Linked DNA regions of Homo sapiens: region 2 is linked to region 1. The links are chromatin loops, found by intact Hi-C in ENCODE. Cell type or tissue: IMR-90. All regions are shown on one strand. Links, peaks and the distances in the headings refer to the core of each region. The heading gives the core; the rest is flanking DNA.

Region 1 (8,587 bases), core at 311-8,310:
GCAATATTTTCTCATCAATAATTGAAAAGACAAATGATTCCAAGTTCATTCATTCATTTGATGTTTAATTTGTGCATCCAACTGTCCATCCATCCGTCCATCCGTCCATCCATCCATCCATCCATCTTTCTACCCACGCCTTCTTTTAAAAAATACTTTTTAAACACCTTCTCTGGTATGGCATGTAAGAGGATTTTAAAACAAAACAAAACATTACATAAAACACCAATGGCATCTCCAAGAAGGTAAACATCAACAGCCTAGTTATAATTCTTGGAGTGGATATTTTGGGGTAATATTTCTCAAGAAAAAAGTCATAAAGTTGATTTATACAAGCCAAAGTAAATTATCTTGGAAATTAAAATTAGAGATAGAAATTTGTATTTCATGGCCTTACCCTGGAGGATCTCAATTTAATAGATTTGCATACATAGTTATTAACTGTGAGTTCTTGATCAAATTATTTTTTTCAGTGTTGGATTCCTCATCTATCAGAGAGAGATAATGAAACCTACTTCTCAAACTCATCAGGAATATTAAAATATTATACTTGAAAGCCTTTGTAATTCTACAGTGTAGTACAGTTCTGAGGTCACTTTTACAGGTATTTCTTTCTTCCTTTTATTTTTCGAAACAAGGTATCACTCTGTTGCCCATTCGGGCATGCAGTGGTGTAATCATAGCTCACTGCAGCCCCCACCTCCTGGGCTCGGGTGATCTGGGACTACTGGCATGCACCACCACACCCAGCTAATTTTTTGTATATTTTGTAGAGACAGGGTTTCTTCATGTTGCCCAGGCTGGTCTTGAACTCCTGGGATCAAGCAATCCACCTGCCTTGGCCTCCCAAAGTGTTGGGATTACAGGTATGAGCCATCACACCCAGGCAAATTTTTGATGTTTTGTAGAGACAAGGTCTCATTATGTTGCCCAGGCTGGTCTCAAATTTCTGGATGCAAGTGAACCTCCCACCTCGGCCTCCCAAAGTGCTGGGATTACAGGTGTAAGCCACCATGCCCAGCCTACAGGTATTTCAGTGAGGTAAAAACACATTTTCAGAAGTACACAAGGCTTTTCCTTATTTTGTGCAACCATTGTGTTTGCACGATGGTTAATGATATTTTGTTCTAATGTAAAATCAGTCAATGTTGGTAAGCCAAGATAAATCCATATCTAAATATTTGGTCTAGTTGATTCTAGCATAGGAAGGAGTGCTGGAATTGAGGAAGGGTGGACAGAAGAGAAGGAAACTGCTGCAATGTGGGGTGAGAAAACAGGAGTGGGAAGTGAGAGATGGTGTGGAGTGGTAGCTGTACAGAGCTGGCCTTACCATAGATTGTTTTATGCTGGCGATCATTCTGGGGCTGATTCTCTCAATCAACCTGAGGACCCATGGAAATTTTGAAAGTACACATTAAAATTCTAGAATGTTAATTCTAGAAGAGAATGCACCATTATACATTCCAACCCTTTCATTTTTGGATGAGGAAATGATAGCAGAGATGTTAAGTGACTTGCCCAAAGTCACATAGTGAGTGGCAGGAATATATGATAATTTGACAGTTGTTTTGACATGGGACCATTTTAGAGTCCTAAAAAATGAGTTATTGAACTTTTATCTGTTCTTAGTTTTAACTAATGCGTGCAACAGACTTGAGTGTCATCCTCTATATAACTAAATCACCTTAGTGTTAGGCTCAAGGAGGGGGCTGGGGTGGGTGAGGCACAGACACTTGCTGCCAGAGCATGTGTAACCAGCAGTCCTTTGTTCACCATACCTGCTTCAATCATTGTTAGGAAACCTAACAATGTCTATTACAGGTAAGACAGGTGATGGTGGGAGGGATATTTGGACCACAATGTGCTGATTCCCATCTTCACTTCAAACTGCTCAGAAAGCCGTGATTCAATTTCATAATTTCTCTCATTGCTGGGTGTGGTGGCTCATGCCTATAATTCCAGCATTTTGGGAGGCCGGGGTGGGAGGATTGCTTGAGCTCGGGAGTTCAAGGGCAGCCTGGGCAACATAGTGAGACCCTGTCTCTACAACAAATAAAAAAAGTAGCCGGGTGTGGTGGCATACACCTGTAGTCTCAGCTACCTGGGAGGCTGAGGCTGGAGGATTGCTTGAGCCCATGAGGTCAAGGCTGAAGTGAGCCATGATTATACCATCCCACTCCAGTCTGGGTGACAGATTGAGACTCTGTCTCAGATAATAATAATTATTATTATAATTATAAATTATCTCAGTACTTTGTATCACACACTACACTTAAAACTATCAAATACCTCTATAATGTTAGTTTTGGACAACATTTTTGCAAAACTTTAAAACTGTATCTTCCGCCGGGCACAGGTGGTTCATGCCTGCAATCTCAGCACTTTGGGAGGTCAAGGCAGGAGGATTGCTTAAGCTCAGAAGTTCAAGACCAGCCTGGGCAACATGGCAAAACCCTGTCTCTACAGAAAAAAAAAAAAAAGCACCAAAAATCAGCCAGGTGTGGTAGCACGCACCTGTAGTCCCAGCTACTCAGGAGGCTGAGACAGAAGGATCACTTGAGCCTGGGAGGTGGAGGTTGCAGTGAGCTGAGATGGCATCACTTCTCTCCAGCCTGGGTGACAGAGTGAGACTGTCTCAAAAAAAAAAAAAAGTATCTTCATTGCCTTAAAAATTACAAAGGTAATAGATATATGGAAATTCCAAACAACATAAAAATGAGTAAAGCAGAAAAAGCCTTGAAATGAGGCAAGTTTAGGAAAGGATAAGAGTCAGAGATATCTATAATAAAAAACCACTGATGACACTTTGATGGAGGTCAAGTGTTCTGTCTCAGTAGTCCTAGGGCAGGGGCCACAGCTGTCCAGCTTTCTAACTTGCATTAGGACTCATGTCACTGCCTTACTGCTTCTTGGGTTAGCTATATAGGTATTTCCCATACAAGCCTCTGTCCTCCCTTGTGTAAAGAGCCCCAGGACAGCAGGATGGTTCAGTGGAAAAAGGTCAAGGTAAGTATCAGGCCCAGGTTCAAACCTTGCTCTGCACTGAGTAGGTCACTGAGCTTTCCAGTTTGTTTCTTCATTTGCACCTGTGGATAAAAACCACAAGGATTAGACAGCTAGCTTTGGTAGTAAGGAGTTCAGTAAGTGGAAGCTATTATGATTACCACCCTCAGGTAGTTCTAGTTTGAACTTCAGGACCTCAAAAATAGTAACTCAGATTTTCAGACGTCAGCATAGGCAGCTCCAGGGGAAGTTCCTATGGACAAACCTTAATGAGCTCAGAAAGCTGGTTTTGCATGCCGGAGCAACCAACAACAGACAAGTTGCCTTCATGGGCCTTTGAAATCTGTTACAAAGTTGAGCAACCATCCCAAAAAGAAACATTGAAGATTTAGTTTTCAAAAGCATCGTTCATCTCAGAAGAGTGCTTGTATCGCCTATTCTACCAAACAGGATGTTGTTATGTAAACTTCAGGATCTATTGAGAAACTCTCCAAGTGGGAAGTCCCTGGCCTCGTGGGAAAAGAGAGTAATTGTATTAACTAATTAGCAAAGGATCACTTCACACATATCAGGCAATACTATTTAGAGAAAGGATTATTTAACTCAGACTAATACGGGAGTTTTCACACTCCTAGGTATATATTTTATGCCTCAAAGATCCTCTGCAGCAAAAGTATTGCAGTCCTGGAGGGCACTTGTTAATATTAAAAACAAATGAAAACAACTCAGATCAATCTAATTGTTATTATCCAGTAGTTTTGTTTAGAAGAGTCACAGAAGTAGGCATTTAGATTGTCAAAACAAAAGTTCATAGAACAGGGTAGATAATTTAAACATGTGCTATCTTAGTCTCTCCTAGATTAGATTTTCATTGCCTACATGTTTGCCTACATGTTTGCATATCAGCAATGCCATCATAAATGTCTGAATCAACGTGGCTGAAAGAAACACCACTAAGATTGAACTGAAGACTCCTAGAAGAAAACAGATAACAGCAGAAATAGCCCTGAGAGATCAAATTGCTTTTTATTCCATGGACATCATGATTTGACACAGAAAGGTTAGAAAATACAAATATATATCACTGAGTTCAAATTTAGTTTGTGTTTATCTTTCTTTTGCTAAATTATCTTTGCTCAGCTGTTGAGCCTATAGTGCCTCATTATTAACAGAAGGTGAAAGCTGGCCTGGGGTGCCAGTTACAAACCATAACAGAGAAGCTGTTTTTCTCAGATATTTCAGTGTTGTTTTTTAATCATGTAAGTGGCTGGTGCATACATTTTCCCTTACCTTTAATCACATGAACAAACTAAAATAACTTCTAAATTCCAAGTCTGTTGCTGTTTGCTAGAAAAGGTATACATTTCCCCAGGAGGGAAAAAGGAGTCTAGAAGAAAGGAAAAAAGAATCTAGAAGAAAAAAATATGCAAAATAAATGTCAGGCTTGCAAACACTGGGTTTATGCTAATGGAGCCAATGCACATTAAAGGTCATTGTTTTCGTGTCCATTTCCCTGAGGGTAGATATCTGCTAAGGATGCTGTCAGAGTGGGTCCAGCATTTGATGAGAGGTTGTGCTACGATCATACTTCCTCACTTTAAGGACTTTCACACACTCATGTGTTGGGATTGACCGGAAACCATATACAAGTAATTTATTTCTAAAAATCAAGGATTGAAGCCAGGGAGTAGTTAATTTAAAAATAAAGATTTGAGATTACCCTTATAATGCCCCTTAAAGTCACTCATGTGAATTTCAATATTCTTTCTTAAGTGAAGGGAAAGAGGTGAAGTTGCATTCTATTAAATGTCACAGGCATATATAGCACTAGAAAACATGACCTGTGTTTTTTTTTTTGTTTTTTTTTGGTGAGAAAATGTCTGAAAATACTGAGTTGTGTGATTTCTAAGGTTTCTATGATTCTATAATTCTGTCAAAAGCATTTTTAAAAACAAGCTCCGAAAAAGGCATCCAATTTGTATTTCTTGTCTTTACCCTGTGGTTCAGATATATCAATAGTTAGCCATAAGTGGCTGTTTATCAATATAAAATAAAGCAACTGGTTTCACAAGTAGTTGGTTGGTCTTACCCATTTTCCCATAAAATCGCATAGTTCAAATAAAAGATGAAGTTTGGTTAATTTAGCTTTTACTTCAATTCCGAGTTTGTAGAGTGTTACACCGCCACCCTGTGGACATAAGTTTTTCAGCTTCTAGCAAGGCTTTTTTTCATTTTTTTTTTCTTTCTTTGAGACAGGGTCTTGCTTCCGTCACCCAGGCTGGAGTGAAGTGGTGCCATCTCTGCTTAGTGCAAACTCTGCCTTCTGGGCTCAAGTGATCCTGTCATCTCAGCCTCCCAAGAAGCTGGGGCTACAGGCCCGTGCCACAACCCCAGCTAATTTTTGTATTTTTTGTAGAGATGGGGGTTTTGCCGTGTTGGCTGGACTGGTCTGAAATTCTTGGGCTCAAGCGATCCACCCACCCCAGCCTCCCAAATGTTGGAATTACAGGTGTGAGGCACTGTGCCCGGTCCCAACAAGGCCTTTGAATATGTAACTAGTATTCCACTTAAAAAATATGCAAGGCAAATAGCCTCATCGATTGTAACTCTAAAATGAGTATATATGAAAATGTTAGGCATTGTTCACTAAAAATTAAAAATAATTGTTTCCTGTTAAATGAAAGTATGGAAAATGATGGTTACTGCATAAGTCAGTTTCTTTAAATATAACCATACCTTTACCAGAAACCAAAAAACATCCCAGGAAATAGACTTTCTAGAATTGTCTTCTGAGCTAAATTCCAGTCTAGGATGATCAACTGTTCCATTTTTCCTGGGACAAAGTTTTCCCAGGACTTTAAGGCTAAAAATGGGAAAGTTGTTGGTAAACTGGGCAGAGTTTCTACATATGACACACATATGGCTCTTTTGCCCAGGGATTTTAGCCTTTTTTGCTTCTAGCAATTTGTTACAGACTTATGGGAGCTCACAGTAACCCTTAGGGTAAAAGGAAAGTCTGATGAATTAAAAGTGAATGGATCTAATGTTATTAGCAATATTATTTATTATAGTCAAAAAGTGAGAACAATCCAAATGTTTGTCAACTGCTAAGTGGGTGAAGAAAATGTGGCATATTCATATAATAGAGTATTATTCAGAAATAAAATGGAATGAAGTACTGACACACGCTACAACCTGGATAAACCCTGAAGACATTGTGCTAAGTAAAGAAGCCAGACACAAAAGACCACATATTGTATGATTCATTTATATGAAATGTCCAGAGTTGGCAGTAAAGACAAAGTAGATTAGTGGTTACCAGGGACTGTCGGGAGGGGGAATGAGGAGCGGCTGTTAATGGGTCGGGGTTTCTTTTTTTTTGGGTGATGAAAATGCTCTGGAATTCGATAGCAGTGCTGGTTGCACAACTGTAAATATACTAAAAGCCTCTGAATAGCACGCTTTAAATAGGTGAACTGTATGGTATATGAATTATATCACAATAAAGCTGTTTAAAAATAAAGTAAATAGATCCTTGGTGTCATGTTTTCATTGCAGCAGACTGTCAGCAAAAGGGATGATGAGTAGAAAGGCAGTATATGAAAAACTAGTTTATTCCTCAACATTTCCATGATTAATTACTTTCAGGTCTATAGACTATAGAATCAATTAACTTGGAAATGATTTAAGAGAGTAAGGAAGCCATGAATTTCAGATGCAATGTTTGGCTATATAGAGATTTGGAGATGTAGTGTCAGACACATCTGGGTTTTACCTCTGGCTCAATCAATCAAGCGTCAGTTTCCTCGTCTGTAAAACAGATTTCATAATTGTGCTCACTGAATTGAGCATTAAGGATTAAAGGAGTGGGGATCTTGAGCGATCTGGTTGGCCTTCCAAGGCAGGATTACTGTGACTGTTGTGCGTGCACACTCTCCTTTTCCTATTATTGCTGTTGTTTCCTGTTTTTGCCAGGTACAGACCAAGTGCTGAGTCTGGGTGAAGGAGAGAAAGCTTCTCCTCTCAGGCGATGCTGGCTCTTTGTCCCTTGGAGAGTGGCTCTGGTCTGGCTATGTTGATAAATTCCACAGAGCTGCTATTCATCAGAAATTCAAATCAGCAGATTGTTACTGGGAGAGCTTTCTACCCTAATCTCCCTGGAAAGGCAGGGTTTCAGGCGTCCTGGATCGCAAGCAGCTCCTGAGGTGGGATGAGGGACAGGATGTGATGTTTTCAAGAACCTTCTTTCTGAAGGACTTGCTCCTTTCTTCTTAGACCACTTGTTCTTCCTTCATCTTTGTTTTCTTCCAGTTAGCCGTTAGGCATCATTTTATTTCATGATGCACAGCACCTCTCTTGTCCTATATTTAAAGCAGGCATTCTCTAGTGCTCCAAAGCATGGGCATTTAGCAAAGGCTTTAAGTTTGAGCAGCAAGCCATTTCAGTTGCTTTCTTTTAGATCATTCCTATTTTTCTCTGTATCATCAAATCATCTCTTCTTATTTAAATTTTTTATTTTTATTTTTTTGATACATGGTCTCCCTCTGTCACCCAGACTGGAGTCCAGTGGTGCGATCATGGCTCACTGCAGTCTCAACCTCTTGGACTCAAACGTTCCTCCCACCTAAGCTTCCCAAGTAGCTAGGACTACAAGCATGCACCCACCATGACAGACTAGTTTTTTAAATATTCTGTTCAGATGAGGTTTTGCCATGTTGGCCAGGCTGGCTTTGAACTACTGGGCTCAAGTGATCCTGCTGCCTTAGCCTTCCAAAGTGCTGAGATTACAGGCGTGAGCCACCATGCCTGGAAAATCATCTCTTCTTTACCTTCCTTGGGCTTCATAAGCCAGGATGCCAGTGCCTCTAAGGTGCTGGTTATCACAGTACTGGCACATAGGATGTGCCTGTTGAATGCTTGCTTGAGGTGGGCAAACTGTTTAATTTATAATAATCAGCCTTTGGGGTGAAGACAGAATTCTGTGCAGTATTTTTCAAGTCCCACATCACTGCCTTTTTCTGTTCTTCTGGATGTTTTCCTCCCTCAGTATTCCCCTCATCCAGAGTCTCTGAGGGGGTGACTTTGTGGGAGGAATAAAATGGAATGTTTTTAAAGTGACTTAGCATGGCTTAACTATGATACCTCAAAATTGGCATCACCGTACCACTCATTTTTTGTTGCACTTGAACCAAAAGAGTTATACGAAGTTACAAATGTTAGGGGAGTTTGGGCCAAGCATTTCTGGAGAGGAGTTTCTGTGTGGGAGAACAGTCATAGTCTTAAATGGCTGAATCAATTTCAGGAGGAGAGAAGCAAGAAGGGCTTCTGGCCACTACTGTCTAGCCTAACGCTCAGGGAGGGAAGGGGGTGGCAGTGCAAAATTTGGAAATATTCCTTGTTCCTCCTTCCACAGGTCAGAAGGAAGTCATGCAGAACTCACCTGCAAGGGATCCAGAGAGCTCGACAGGCGGCTGAATTTAATTTCACAGAAGAATGAAGAAAACTCAGGAGAATAGAAAATTAACCTAAGATCAAAGGAGGTGAGGGAAATTGCCAAACTTGTATTTCTAGTAGGGACCATTTT
Region 2 (8,587 bases), core at 301-8,300, 100 kb after region 1:
GCTTCATTTTATAAGTTTTACCTCCAGGAGCTTTAACTGGTTTTTTTCTTAGAGAATCTCCTTGTGCTTCCCACAGAGAGAAGGGAAAAGGAAAAATTTTGAAAGGCACCAGAGCATTCTGTTCTTCTTAACAAGGGCTGCATTCAAGATACACTAATCACAGCTGGACCTGCTCGGGTTTTATCAGAGCTTAATTGACCTGGGTAAAGAGAAGTGCCCAACCCCAGCCCACTCCAGCCGTCGTGTCCCACCTAAGTGGGGTGGGGGGACTGAAAAGAACCTGTGAAGTTCACAGTCGAAAAGCAAAGCAAAAACCCACTTGAAGTTAACTGAGATCTAATCTAAGACTATAAAATGCCTCCCCTTCCCCTACACCTTACCACCGCATTACTAAAGGCCCATTTACAGCAGTTGCTTTCACCCAGTACAGCATATTCAGCTATCAAGAAAAAATTACAAGGCATACTAAAAGGCATAAAACACAGATTGAAGAGATAGAGGAACTATCACAATCATTTAAATATGGCAGGGATGTTAGAATTATCAGACTGAGAATTTAAAACAACTATGATTAATATGCTAGGGGCTCTAATGGATAAAGTAGTCAGTATACAAGAACAGATGGTCAATGTGAGCAAAGATATGGATATTTGAGGAAAAAAAAGAAATGTTAGAGATAAAAACACTGTAACATGTGAGGAATGTTTGATGGGCTTAATAGTAGACTGGATGTGGCTGAGGAAGGAATCTCTGAGCTTGAAAATATCTCAGTAGAAACCTGCAAAACTATAAAGGTAAAAAAAAAAAAAAAAAGGAAAAAAACCGAAACAGAATATTCAAGAACTGTGGGGAAACTACACAAGGTGTAAGATAGGTATAATATGAATACTAGAAAAAGAAGAGAGAAAGGAACAGAAGAAATATTTGGAGGAAATATTTGAAAAATAATGACTGATAATTTCCCCAAATTAATGTCAGATACCAAACTACAGGTATGGGAAGCTCAAAGAATACCAAGAAGGATAAATGCCAAAATCTACACTAGGCCTATCATATTCAAACTGCAGAAAACCAAAGATAAAGAAAAAAAATTCTGAAAGAAGCCAGAGGAAAAAATACTTAACCTATAGAGGAACAAAGATAAGAATTATATCCAACTTCTCCTCAGAAACTATATAAGCAAGAAGAGAGAAAAGTAAAATATTTAAAATGTTGAGAGAAAAAAACACTAACCTAGAATTCCATACCCTGTGAAATTATCCTTCAAAAGAGAAGGAGCAATAAAGACATTCTCAGACAAAAATTGAGAGAATTTGTTATCAGTAGACCTGCTTTGGAAGAAATGTTAAAAGAAGTTCTTTAGAAAGAAGAAAAATGATATAGATCAGAAATGCAGATCTACATAAAGAAAGGAAGAGCATTAGAGAATAAATAAGTGAAAGTAAAGTAAAAGTTTTTCTTTTTCTTAACTGACCTAATGGATAATAGTTTGTTCAAAATAGTAATAGCAATAACATATTCAATTATATCCACTTATGTATGTATGTGTGCATATATATATGTGTATATTTATATTTATATTAAGCAAAATGAATCACAGCAGTGACACAAGGGATAGAAAAGAGGACTTGGGAGTATTTTGTTATTATAAGGTACTGCAAACCTGTGAAGTGGTATAGTGTTGTTTGAAGGTGGACTTGGATTAGTTGTAAATATACATTGCAAATTCAAGGGCAAATCACTGAAAAATATTTTTAGAAAAGTATAACTGATTCCCAAGAAAGGAGAGTAAATAGAATCATTTAGAATGCTCAAATAAAACCACAAAAGTCAGAAAAAAAGTGGAAGACAAAAGTAGGAACAAAGAACAAGGGCAACAAATGAAAAATAATAACAAATATGGTAGATCTTAATTTAACTATATTAGTAGTCACTTTGAACATCAGTGGTCTAAATACACCAACTAAAAGACAGAAGTTGTTTGAGTGGATCAACAAACAGACTCAACTATACATTGTCTATAAGAAACCCACTTTAAATATAAAGACACATCATATAGATCAAAAGTAAAGGGATGGAGATAGTATATCATGCTATCGCTAATCAAATGAAAGAAGAAACAATTTCAGACAGCAGACTTCAGAGCAAGGAAAGTTATAAGGGATAAAGAGGGACATTACATAATGATAAAGGGATCAGTTCTCCAAGAAGATGTAATAATCCTTAATGCATATATCTCTAACAACAGAGCATCAAAATACATGAGGCAACAACTGATAGAACTGCAAGAAACAGATGAAGCCACTATCACCATTGAAGACTTCACGACATCTATCAGAAATGGGCAAATCCAGCAGAAAAAAAATCACTAAGGATATACTGATGAACTCAATAACACCATCAATTAATTGGCTGTAATGGACATCTATCTACTATTAATAATTTTTCCAACAACAGCAGAATAAACATTCTTCTCAAGCTCACATGGAACATTCACCAAGACAGAACATAAAATACACTTCAACAAATTTAAAAGAATAGAAATCATACAATATCTGTCCTCAGACTACAATGCCATTTAACTAGAACTCAATAACTGAAAGATAGCTGGAAAATCTCAGAACACTTGGAGATTAAACAACGTATTTCTAAATAACAAATGGGTAAAAGAAGAAATCTCAAATTAAAAATATTTTGAACTAAAAATGAAAACAAAACATCAAAACTTACGGGAATCAGTAAAATCAGTGCTTAGAGGGAAGTTTACAGCACTGACTGCATGTATTAAAAAAATAGATCTAAAATTATTTAAGCTTTTACTTTAGGAAACTAGAAAAAGAAGAGTAAATTAAGTCCCAAATAATAATAAGAAACAAAACTAAAACAAAAGAAAAAATAAAAAGGAAGTATAGTAGAAATCAATGAAATTGAAACAGGAAATCAATAGAGAAAAATCAATGAAGCCAAAAACTGGTTCTTTGAAAAGATAAATAAAATTGATAAGCCTCTAGCCAGGCTAAGAAAAAAAGAGAGTGGATGCAAATTGCTAATAGTAGAAATGAAGGCGGGGACATCTCTGTAGAACCCATGGAGATTAAAAGGATAATCAAGGAATACTATTAACAACTCTATGCTCACAAATTTAATAACCTAGATGAAATGGACCAATTCTTTTAAAGACACAATATGCCAAAACTCACAGAAGAAGAAATAGACAATCTGAATATGTCCACATCTATTAAATAAGTGGAATCAATAATTAATAGCCTTCTGAAATAGAAAGCACCTGGGCCAGATGGATTCAATGATGCATTCTATCAAACATTTATGGGAAAATTATACCATCTCTACAATGTCTTTCAGAAAATTGAACCAGAGGGCCTACTTCCAATTAGGCCAATGAATGAGTTTATTCTAGGCCAGAATTACCCTAAAACCAAAACTAGACAAATATATTACAAGAAAAGAAAATTTTAGACCGGTGTCTCTCTTGAATATTGCAAGAATTGCAAAAGTCCTGAACAAAATATTAGCAAATCAAATCGAGCAATATATTAAAATAGTTTTATATCACAGTCAAGTGGGATTTATCCCAGCTATGCAAGTTTGAGTCAACATTTGAAAATCAATTAATGTAGTCCACTATATCAACAGACTAAAGAGGAAAAATCAGGCGGTCACATTGATAGATGCAGAAAATGCTTTTGACAAAATTCAACACGGATTCAGGATGAAAAATCCTCAGCAAACTAAGAATAGGGGTAACTTCCTTGAGAAAGAACATGTATAAAAAAACTTGTTGTTAACATCATTACTTAATAGTGAGAAATTAGAGGCTTTCTCACTAAATCAGAAACAAGGTAAGGATGTTCCCTCTCCCAATTTCTTTTCAACACTGCAGTGGAAGTCACAGCATGCAACAATACAAGAAAAGGTATACAATACAAGAAAAGGTATACTGATTGGGAATGAAGAAATAACGCTGTCTTTGTTCACAGATGACATGATCATCTATGTAGAAAATCTGAAAGAATTGACAAAAAGACTCCTGGAACTCATAAGTGATTATAGCAAGTTTGCAGGACACGAGGTTAATATACTAAACTCAATCACTTTCCTGTATACCAGCAATGGACAAGTGGAATTAGAAATTAAACACACAGTATCATTTACATTAACACCCACAGAAAATGAAATACTTAGGTATAAATCTAACAGCATATGCACAAAAATCTATATGAGAAAAACTATAAAACCCTGATGAAAGAAATCAAAGTGCTAAATAAGTATAGAGATATTCCATGTCATAGATAGGAAGACTCAATATTGTCAAGATGTCATTTCTTCTCAACTTATCTATAGATTCAATAAAATCCCAATGAAAATCCCAGCTAAAGTTATTTTGTAGATATTAACAAACTGATTCTAAAGTTTATATGGAGAGGCAAAAGACCTAGAATAGGTAGCTATCACAGTATTGAAGGAGAAGAACAAAGTTGGGGAAGGCTGATATCAACTATATGACATTCTGGGAAAGTAAAAAACTATGTAGACAGTAATAAGATCACTAGTTGCGAGAAGGCTGGGGGAAGAAGTGGCGAATAGACAGAGCAGAGAGGACTTTGAAGGCAGTGGAACTATTCTATGTGATACTATAATGGTGGATACAGCTCATTACACATTTGTCCAAACCCGTAAAATGTACAATACAAAACTGAACTCTAATGTAAACTATAGACTTTGGGTAATAATGATGTCATTGTAGGCTCATTGATTGTAACAAATGTACTACTTTGGTAGGGGTATTGATAATGGGGGAAAGTTATGCATGTGTGGAGAAAAGGAGTATCTGGGAAATCTTGGTACATTCCTCTCAATTTTGCTGTGAATCTAAAACTGACTAAAAAATAAAGTCTTACCAAAAAAAAAAGACGTCCATGCAGTATCTGAAGTTGAACGACACACACACATATCCTCCTCCCAGCCACATACACAAACACGCTCCAAAATGAAGTCCCAAGAGTGGCATGAGTTTTTTTTTTAAACTGGAACTCATTAAGAGTATGATTAATACTCATTATTTTCTTTAAAAAATGGAGTCTATTTTATGTTGCTAGTTTCTAGGTACATTATTAAGAATACTTTACCTCCATCTGCTGGAAATTTTAAGCAATTACAAGTTATCTTGGTCCTTTTTTTCTGAAGGTATTCAATTATCTTCAAAATGTATGGGATAAAAAAAAAAATGTAAGGGAAAAACCTGTCTTTCTGTCCTGAATAATGTTTCTGACACTTCAACATGTCATATTATATCAATTAAATAAAAGAACGACAAAATTACCAATGACTTTTGAATTAGATAATTGCTCTGATTGCTCACATGTGTATCCCATTCTCTGTTCAGATCAGAAATCAGTACAAACTGAATATATTGGATAAATATTGGTTGAACTGAAGAGTGGTTCATCTTGTAACTTTAGTAAGGTTATCCATCTCTAAACCCCCATACTTTCCAAATGTCCTCAAACTTAGGTTCACAGTGCCCTTGACACTGTTGTTGGAGATTTTCGATGTACTTCTAATTTTAAACATTTTTTCCTGCATTTTGGAATTCATATTTGGAATTCCCAGACCAGACCAGCATTATTTTCTCTAACTTTTCATTTTAGTCTCAGTAATGATGATAGTAATAGCTAACATTTATTTAATGTTCTTACCATGTGCTAGGGATAGAGTGATATATAAATATCTGTAAAGCAGGCCATTGTCTCTGTTTACAGAAGAGCTGGAGTAACCTTCCCAAGACAAAAAAGTTAGCAAGTGAAGGAGCTGGCTTCATCAAGTTTTTGTCACTTAGACATTTACCCCCTAATTTTCTTACTTGCTGAATGCAAAGGTTGTATTTTATATGTGGCTAATATGAATTCATAAGGATCGACAACACATACTAAATACCTAATATATGTCAGGCACCCTCCTGGGGCTCTGGTGGAACAAAGATAATTCAAGCACAGTCTCAGCCAAAGATAGTTACATTCTAGTGCTAGATGAAGAAAAGAAAGCAGCAAAAGAAAACCAAAACCAAAATCACATGTGGCTAGTGCACTGGTAGAAGAACACGTGAAGTGGAGTGAGGACAGAGAGGAGATGTCCTTCACCTGGAATAGGAAGGCAGAAAGGGCTTCCCAGGAAAAATGATGCATGAATTGAGGCTTAAGTAAGGTTAGGCAGATGGGGAAGATCATTCCAACCTGAAGAGACTACCTATGTGAAGGGTTGGAGGGGTAGAAGTCCTGCAGTGTGTAGATAGTGTACTGTGGTTAGAGTGAAGGATGGCTTTGCATAGCAGAGACTGGATATGCGGGCAGGAGCCAGATTGCACAGTGCCACGCACAATGAGTTAAAGAGTTGGCTAACTGGTGTAAGATTGTTAGATTTCATATTAAAATCATATTTGGAGTTATTTGCATATTATGTAATTATGCTACATTTTTAGGTGATGTTTTACATAAAGACTGAGAGTGAATAGGTCAAGAAGTTGTGTTCAGCTGCAAGTGACAGATCTGCGATTTTTCGAGGCTTAAGCCTGCGGTATGGTTGCGCTACTGCACTGGTCTAGAACAGACCATTTCCATTGTAGTCTCTGTGACTGGGGCTCCCTGGAGTTGTGCAGCGTGCAAGGTGTTTGGTTGTAAGCGGTGGCCAGGGAGCTCCACAATGCCATCAATCACCTGGACTTGATCTTTCCCCAAACATCCTTAGTGAGTCCTTTATTCAATTCTCACAAGATGGCTGCCGCCCCTCTTGCATAGTGTCCGCCTCCTGGGTTGGGGGAGGGTGAAGGACAGAGGTGCGCCACAGTGATAAGCACATCTGACTAACCAGACCGTGTCACATGATTGTCTGGGCTGCAATCAAACTTCAGAAACAGTTTTTCCTCCCAGCATACTGCCCTGAACAATATCAGATATATATGAACTTGAAGAAAAGGAGAGGACATTGGGTAGACTGTAGCAGTACATACTACACATACTACACACAGTATCAAGCTGCAGCCATTTTTGTTTCTTCAAAGAGAATATTATTTCAAATCATTTTCATATTTATGTTTTCAAGCAAAAGTTATGTATGCTCTACAAATTTCTTTCTAAGCTTTGATATTATTCTTGTTAAAAATCTGCTTTTCCTCTCATATATATAGTATAGATATTTAATCTTTTGGTTTCTTCTTATTTTAGATAAAGCGTTTCTGTCTCTAGCTTCAGACACTGTGGAACCAACTATACTTAATGCCACTAACACTAGCCTCACAATCAGATTACCTCTGGCCAAGACAAACCTCACATGGTATGGCATCACCAGCCCTACTCCAACATACCTGGTTTATTATGCAGAAGTTAATGACAGGAAAAACAGCTCTGACTTGAAATATAGAATTCTGGTAAGATTGGAACTAGTGGTCTTTGTCTTTTCACAAGATGTTCTTTTTTGATATAAAATTATGAGCCATAGTAAAGTATTTCCTATATGTTCTGAAATGGACTAGTACGCAACTTTTTTACAGCTAATGATTCATCAAAACATATTGTGTTCTAGTTTTCTTGACTGGGAGTAAGTTAAGCTTCAAGGAAGTATATCAACTCTTGCCCATTGATGGATTGCCATGGTAACCGTTTTCTGAGTGTCCAGAAAGAATTGGGTTTATTCCCCTCCCTGATTATCTAATTATCCTCAGAGAGAATGATAGAGAATTATTTTTGCAGCCTATGGAGCAGACTGAAGATTGAAGAGTAAGAAATGAACTGGACGGAAAGAACATTGCCTTATACCTCTTCTCCACAGCATTTATCTAATATAAAAATTGTACATTATATTTTGTCTTTTGTTTCCTATGTGCAGAGAAATATACTGCTATGCAGATACTGTTTTTAGTCATCATTGTATGCCTAGCACCTAGCACAGTTAGTGGCACTGTGTAGGCATTCACTAACTATTTCTTGAATGAATTGGCACTATTCATTCAATCATTGAAATGATGAAATGTATTCATTAGTATTTCAGTTGTCTTAGTGATGGAATCACATATATCCAATATTTTGCTTTGTGCTTGGCTTTATTTAGCCTGTTCAAAAGGTGAAATTGACTAACTGTTGGATGTTAAACACTATATGTTTTCCCATAAAGTGTATGTGATTTTTCATTCCTTCCTTAATTTTGTCTAATTAACCCTTTTTACACATTTCTAAAATAAGTAATTTCAGATAGATCATTTGGCTGGCCAAGATTGGACTTGGCAGCACTGGTCATGTCTGTTATTAAATTTAATCTATCTTATTGTCTTCTCATTGATTAACAGTGGTCTAAGACAGTGGTTCTCAACCTTGGCGGCACATCGAAGCTTTAAAAAAAAAAAACAAAACACTCTGCATCTAGGCTTCACCCCAGATAACTCAATCAGAATCTCTGGCAATAGAACCCAGGCATAGTAGTTTCTTAAAACTTCCCAGATGATAGCAAAGTATAAACAAAGTTGAGAACCATTGGTCTAAGGAAAGTCTTTTTACTCTCTTAAACTTTATTTCTAAGA

The links. Peaks named below come from ENCODE experiments on the same cell type or tissue, not always from the same donor. Only the 100,000 strongest peaks of a DNase experiment are listed, where the experiment ranks them.
Region 2: a loop joins it to region 1, with 5 times the contacts of the local background. A loop is called at or near these places in 36 of 110 quality-filtered maps.

Annotation. Positions count from the first base shown.
Region 1 is chr6:117,446,641-117,455,227 of GRCh38, reverse strand. No RefSeq gene overlaps it. Among named protein-coding and RNA genes, the nearest start is that of ROS1, 25 kb to the right of the region's middle. In IMR-90, for the core only: CTCF peaks have their summits at 5,192 (motif pointing left) and 6,299; DNase peaks (open chromatin) are centred at 5,167 and 6,317; H3K27ac peaks cover 687 bases.
Region 2 is chr6:117,342,914-117,351,500 of GRCh38, reverse strand. ROS1 (ROS proto-oncogene 1, receptor tyrosine kinase) reads left to right here. Exons shown (of 44, transcript NM_001378902.1): 28 at 7,239-7,441. Among named protein-coding and RNA genes, the nearest start is that of ROS1, 79 kb to the left of the region's middle. In IMR-90, for the core only: a CTCF peak has its summit at 5,146 (motif pointing left); no DNase peak of the experiment used is centred there.